Regions from separate parts of the Homo sapiens genome. Here region 2 is linked to region 1. A link is a contact called in ENCODE Hi-C or POLR2A ChIA-PET data. All regions are on one chromosome and are shown on one strand. The core of a region is the stretch at or near the end of the contact, and the rest is flanking DNA. Distances in the headings are between cores, read along the strand shown. Region 1 holds the start of ARID5B (AT-rich interaction domain 5B). Region 2 has its middle 150 kb from the start of ZNF365.

The links. A loop is a pair of places that touch in the nucleus more often than their neighbours do. ChIA-PET counts read pairs that join two places held with the same protein, here RNA polymerase II (POLR2A). Pooled maps may share reads with other maps.
Region 2: a loop to region 1 is called in a map of OCI-LY7, with 4 times the contacts of the local background. The contact joins the enhancer-like site here to the promoter of ARID5B in region 1. A Hi-C loop is called at or near these places in 2 of 168 maps with a recorded cell type or tissue (OCI-LY7 and naive thymus-derived CD4-positive, alpha-beta T cell), 16 of 37 single-sample maps with no recorded cell type and 12 of 50 pooled maps. POLR2A ChIA-PET finds 5 or more read pairs at or near these places in 2 of 52 experiments (T-cell and activated B cell).

What each region holds. Positions count from the first base shown.
Region 1 is chr10:61,899,442-61,903,021 of GRCh38, reverse strand. It overlaps ARID5B (AT-rich interaction domain 5B), which reads right to left and starts at 1,323. Exons shown (of 10, transcript NM_032199.3): 1 at 1,292-1,323; 2 at 609-863. The coding sequence starts at 1,312. RefSeq lists an enhancer at 1,131-1,633 and a silencer at 2,632-2,801.
Region 2 is chr10:62,525,798-62,529,013 of GRCh38, reverse strand. No RefSeq gene overlaps it. Among named protein-coding and RNA genes, the nearest start is that of ZNF365, 150 kb to the right of the region's middle. RefSeq lists an enhancer at 1,464-1,683. Within about 2 kb of position 1,558, at least 5 of the 41 ENCODE cell types and tissues checked have a DNase peak (open chromatin) inside an H3K27ac peak, as active enhancers do; they include OCI-LY7, where a contact is called at or near this core.

The DNA of each region.
Region 1 (3,580 bases), core at 74-2,573:
TTTGAAATCCGCCCGGGCAGATCTGCAAGTTATTTGAATGTATTATTCCAGTACCTGTCATTTATCACTTTATTCAACACGTCTTTGCCAACTCAATAGCTTTTGATCTCATTCTGCCTCCATTTCGTAATTTCCGCCCTCTTAAACATATCAAATACTTACTTTGAAAAAAGAACAATATCGAAACCCACCGAAAGAAATCCACCCAGACACGACCGAGCCAGACACGAAGGTAAATTTTCAAAAGGCAAAAAATATAAAAAGCATGTGATGTTCAAGAGGCAATAGCAGGAGAGCAAATGAACACACACACACACATACACACACACACACACACACACACACACATCCTTGAACAAAACCCTTCTCGAACAAGTTATTTGATCTTGACTAAAATCAGCAGTTGGATCCTCTTTGTAAAGCTGACAGCCAAACTCTGACAATGGCAAAATACTCGAGCCCCAGCTAGTGGCGCTACCCCTTTAAAAAAGGAGTCGATCCTGCTTGCCTGCAGAAGTGAATACAGTATTTTCAAGCTTGCCCTGTAATAAGCATTACTAGGGGGAAAAATAATAAAGAAAGAAGAGGGGGACAGACAGGTTTACCACCTCGCCATGGTCGCTATTTCTGCCCTGGGGAGTGTCTTCTGGGAGGAAATAAAGTTTAGAGCTGGATAAAAGTTGCCGGCTGGTCCTCTCTTCCCACAACAGCTGGAGCTCCGCTATGCAAATCGGATCCTTTGGCGTACATCTTACAAAGAAAAAGTCGCCAAGGGACAAAATTCTTGGTTTGCCTTCAAGGTGGAATTGAAAAGCCTTGTAGAAAATGTAAGGTCCGTGCAAGCCACACGGTGAGCCGACCCACTGCAGGGGGGGAAAAAAACACCAAATAAATAATGTAGCCATCAGAGCACAAACATCTATTCCCAGACACATTTACACACAGACATCCACTCTCTTAATACAGACGACCCAACAGATATAACGCTGGGTGGAAAAATAATAGCACCCACAAATTTTCTGCTTCCCTAAAAAAAAAAAAAAAAAAACTCAGGGCCCCCCACCGCCACTTCTACCCACCTCCCCATTTGAGGCGGTAAAATTACATTATGTATGTATGATCAGTGCAGGGATTTTTTTAAACAATAAAAATGATTTTGGGGGATGCAGAGGGTAAAAGTTTGGTGAAAAGTTTGTGGGGGGTGTGGGTGGGTGCAGAGGTGTGGGTGAGCTGGGGGGTTGGGGGGTGCCGGGGGGTGCCGGGATCGGAGGAGCGGAGGAGAGCGAAATACCTGGAGTGAGTTGGGCTCCATCTCGACGTTCTGAATTGATTGAACTCAACATTCTCTCCAAACTTGTTGGCTTGAATGGATTGCATCAGGTCCTGGCAGGGAAACGCATTCTCTGCCTTCAGCCGGCGTAATGTCTCAATATAAAACTGAGCTCTTGCCTCCCTTCGGGCACCGAAATGATTGAAAATATGTCCTAATATTTCTATAACGACTCAATTTTCAGCTCCTGAAAAAACTATGTGGGTTTTCTTCCAAAGATGGATTGATCAAATTCATAATCGAGAGAAAGGCGCCATACGATCTCGGCGGGAAGAGGATGGATCAAGGCAAAAAACACACAAGAAGATTTGTAAAAATAAAAAGCACCCTAAAACTGTGTGGAGATGTGATTCCTCTCTCTCTAACCGCTCCTGTCTGGGATATCGTCTGATGAGATTTTTGGAGGAGAGGAGGGGTAGCGAGCTCCACTGTGCATCTGACAGGACCTGCTTGTATATGTCTAATATAAAGAACATTTCCTGCAGAGATTCCGGGGCGCTGCTCCTCTTTCTAATGCTTCTTAGCAGATTTGCTGTTATTAGACATGTAGATTTGTTTGATAGTTAAATTACGCTTCCTCACTGCCATGTTTTCGAGAACTAATCTGTTAAATTATCTTTTGATGCCTATTTACATGGAAGGGAAAAGTGGGTTATCGATTATATAAACATATAAATATTAATGCATTTGTTCGCTTCGCAAAAAAATACTCAGCAAAAAAAAAAGAGACAAGTGAGCAGTGCACACACATCTTAGGATTTCGCAAACAATATTGAACGGACAGCGACTGCATTTAGGGACTGGAACAATAAACGATGCATGATAAATCAATAAATGCGAGAAGCGAGTCTGCTCAGAATATGAATTCAGGCTCCCGGTTCTGCGTGTGCATTCTTTAATTTTGAAGTATATACACTAGTACGTGTTTACAATGCTGATGGACGCCAAGGGCGCTCTCAAATGATAATGTGTTTATATAACCCAGCGCTACAGGAATAATATACCGACTCCTACCCCACCCCCATCCCCTCCCCCGCCAAAAAAGGGAGGGGAGCTTCCTCAATAATAGTTTGAAACTGAAAAAATCCATTTGCAAACTAGTTAAATACAACCAGAAATTAAGCTGTTGAAAACCGGGGGCATGAACCGTAAGACAATAAAGGCTTTAAATGTGTATATTTATTGTTCTGGAGCCCTGGAGCATTGCGAGGTTTGCATGCACGGCTATTATGCAAACACAGAGAAACTTAAGAGCGACAGAACAAGGAACAGGCAGAGACTGCAAAGCCCTCGCAAGCTCCGACCCAGCTGCCGGTCCTCCGCCAGGCTAGATTGCATTTTCGCAGTGTTGATTTAAAATGGTGTACTCGCTTCCCCCACGTTCCCCCACCCCCTTCCCCGCTCTCCTCCCACTCCTTCCAGCACACCCCCCCTCCAGCTTTTATTATATTGGCACCAATCTTTCCAAAGTGGGTCTGGCATGCTAAAAAAGTAAACATGTACTATATGGGGAATAAGGTCTGTATAGTATGACAGTTGAAACTTGATCTGTGATAAAATTACAGGATGTTGAAATTACTAGTAAGCTATTTTTAACGCTTTCGCAACGTTTCACCTCTAGTCACAGCATCTAGTTGAAACAGGATTACTTTAATGAAAATTATATTCACATGGCTGAAGTTAATACACCCGGCAGAGCACAAATGCCTCATATTCAGTGACTTGAGGTGGAAAGACCCTCTGTGTGTATTTTTATGCCTTTTCATAACGTCTGCGTCCGCTGCAGTAAGAATTAGGGCACTTAACATTATCTAAACCACATTTTTGATTCAGAATATGGGGAAGTAATAAAAGGCAAAATCTATCTCGTTTCTATACACACAGAGATAAACGAAAGAAAATGGCAGATCCTCTAATTACAATAAATAATAAAAGCCCATGCCAAAGAGCCGGTATTCTGAAAGCTGTCGAAAACTATTTTAATAATTTAAAGTAATATCACAACTCTGCACCATGGAGGACTACAATTCGCAGTCTCCCATCTTTAACATTAGCCAAATTATGACTTGCACATCACTCTTTAATTATCTCTTGAAATTTCATCTGATCTTTCTATTTTATAAACATGGGTTACAAAGAGAAATTATAGCTCTCCTGCGCTTTCTCTCTCTCTTTTTAACTTTATAATGCATACTGCAGACGTTTGATTAGAATCGCCCATTTTGTTCATTTTTAACATATGAATGGACT
Region 2 (3,216 bases), core at 309-2,808, 630 kb before region 1:
CCAAGTGATAATTTCATTGGCCATCATTAGTTCTGTTACAGGCTATAGATGAAAACAGTCTTGGAGTCAATTCTTTTACATGTGACATTATCTTGAGTAAATTACCTATTGAGACTCTGTGTGTCAGTACTCTTACCTTCACGATAGGGACACAGGTCAGAGATAGCAATTAGTAATTAGTTAGAAATACATTGCAGTAGTCTAGGAAAGAAGTAATAGTGGCTCAGATCAGAGTAGTCATCATAGTAACACAGAGAGCCTCTTTGGCTTTTTTCATCTCACATTCATAGTCTATCCACCTTGATTTTCAAGATAAACAAGAGGATGTGGTCAAACAAAAAAGAGTCACTGTTTCAGTTCTTTTTTTTTTTTTTTCTGCCTCAAACAGAACCTTGATCTTTGTTAAAGTTCAGTATGAGGAACTGGTTTTGAATATTCGAGAGAAGAGAAAGTTTAGGAGTGAGGCTAGAGTAGGGCTGGAAACAGCATAGTTGTCTTCAAATAGCTAAAGGACTGTTTAATAGAAGAAACACTAAATGTATTATAAGCAAGCAGACACAAATAGAACTAAAGGAAAGACATTACAAGGAATCAGTTTAGCTTAATGGCAGGAAGAACTTGGTAATGGTTAAAGCTGTCTGTCTTAGTCTGTTTTCTGTTGCTTATAACAAAATACCTGAAACCGGGTAATTTATAAAGAAAAGGCATTTATTTGAACAGCAGGAAAATGGTGGATAGAAGGCAGGACTAACTTCCAGCTCCCACTCAGATGGACAGAGCAGCTTGTGGAGATGCACATTGTAAACTTTTACTCCAAGAACTACTGCAGGAACATACCCGGAAAGCCTAGAGAATCCACAGACCCTTTGAAGGAAGCAGATTGCTCCTGCAGGCCCCAGAAGATGGTTGAAAAAATGTGAGTGCCCAAAGTGTGAAAGGGGGATTGTCTGCCCTTGAACACACACCTTCACGGGGGAAACTGAAGGTCCAGATAATGGGAGAAGGATTTGATCTTACCTAGAGTTGAGACAAATTTAGAGAGCTAAGCAAAATACAAGGGTAGAAGTAGTGGGAAGAGCCCTGTGGGCTCTCTCGGTCCCCAGGGAAGCCATTTCTGACTTAGTCTCACAGAGATCCTTGGGAAGGGCTGCCAGAGGAACTGGGAAAAGACCACAGGGAGAAAGAAACTTCCAGCTGAACTTTGTAACAATTTCAACTGAACACAAATTTCCTCGATAGAAACTGGGGGAGGAGGTGAATCGGGAGTGGATACACAGCACAGAAGCCGCAGCAGGCAGGGAGGCACAAGACCTGAAAGCCCTGCTTGCTTTCTCAGCTAAAAGGCTAGTAGCCTGTGGCAAGTTCTCAGCCCTGCTCACTGGCTGCCTGGAAATAAACTCAGTGCTGTTGGTGGGGGCATGGTGGGAGTGAGACCAGCCTCTTGGGCTGCATGGGAGCTAGGTGAAGCCTGTAACTGCCAGCTTTCCCCGACTTCCCTGGTGACCTGCATGACACATCAGAGGCAGCTACAATCCCCCTGGGAACATAACTTCACTGGCCTGAGAACCACATCCCCATACCCCACAGCAGCTGCAGCAAGCCCCACCCAAGGAGAGCCTGAGCTCAGACAGGCCTAACCCTGCCCCGACCTGATGGTCTTTCTCTACCCACCCTTGTAGCCAAAGACAAAGGACATAATCTCTTCGGAGCTCTAGGGCTCCACCCACTGCCTTGATCCTCCCTATACTATGGCAACTGATGCTCCCCTGAAAGTGCCACCTCCTGGCTGGAGGCCAACAAATACAAAACTAGTGCAATAGACAAAACTACAACTAAGGACCCTCACAGAATCCATTTCACTCCCCTGCCAACTCCACCAAAACAGGTGCTGGTATCCAAGACTGAGACACCTGAAGATGGTAGACATGAAAATGGTTCACATCACAGGACTTTGGTCAGACACTCCCCAGTACCAGCCCAGAACCCAGTAGCTCCACTGAGTGGCTACATCCAGAAGAGAAATAACTGCAGTTTGGCTCTCAGGAAGCCACATCCTTAGGGGAAGGGGAGAGCACTACATCAAGGGAGCACCCCTTGGGACAAAGAATCTGAACAGCAGCTCTTGAGTCCCAGATCTTCCCTCTGACATAGTCTGTCCAAATGAGAAGGAATCAGAAAAACAGTTTTGGTAAAATGACAAAACATGTTTCTTTAACACCTCCAAAAGATCACACTAGCTCACCAGCAATGGATCCAAACCAAGAAGAAGTCTCTGAATTGCCAGAAAAAAAATTCAGAAGGTCGATTATTAAGCAAATTAAGGAGACACCAGAGAAAGATGAAGTCCAACTTAATGAAACCAAAACAATGATACAGGAAATGAAGGTGATATGGTTTGGCTGTGTCCCCACCCAAATCTCATCTTGAATTGTAGCTCCCATAATCCCTATGTGTCATGGGAGGGACACAGTGGGAGGTAATTGAATCATGGGAGCAGAGTTTTTCCCATGCTGTTCTCATGATAGTGAATAAGTCTCATGAGATCTGATGGTCTTATTAAGGGCAATTCCCCTGCACATGCTTTCTTGCAGCCATGTAAGATGTGCCTTTGCTCTTCCTTTGCCTTCTGCCATGATTGTGAGGCCTCCCCAGCCATGTGGAACTGTGAGTCCATAAAACCTCTTTTTCTTTATAAATTACCAAGTCTTGGGTATTTCTTCGTAGCAGTATGAAAATGGACTAATACAGAAGGGAAAAATCTTCGGTGAAATAGCATAAATAGAAAACAATCACAATTTTTGGAAATGAAGGACATACTTAGAGAAATGCAAAATACACTGGGAAGTCTCAGCAACAGAATCGAACAAGCAGAAGAAAGAACTTCAGAGCTCAAAAACAGGTTTTCAAATTAACCCAATCCAACAAAGACAAAGAAAATAGAATTTTTTAAAAAATGAACAAAGCCTCCAAGAAGTTTGGGACTATGTAACTAAACCTAAAAATAATTTGTGTTCCTTAGAAAGAAGAAATCTAACAAGTTTGGAAAACATATTTGAGGGAAAAATCAAGGCAAACTTTCCTAGCCTTGCCAGAGACCTAGACATCCAAATACAAGAAGCTCAAAAAAACACCTGGGAAATTTATCACAAAAAGATCATTGCCTAGGCACATAGTCATCAGGTTATCTGAAGTCAAGATGAAGGAAATAAATCTTAA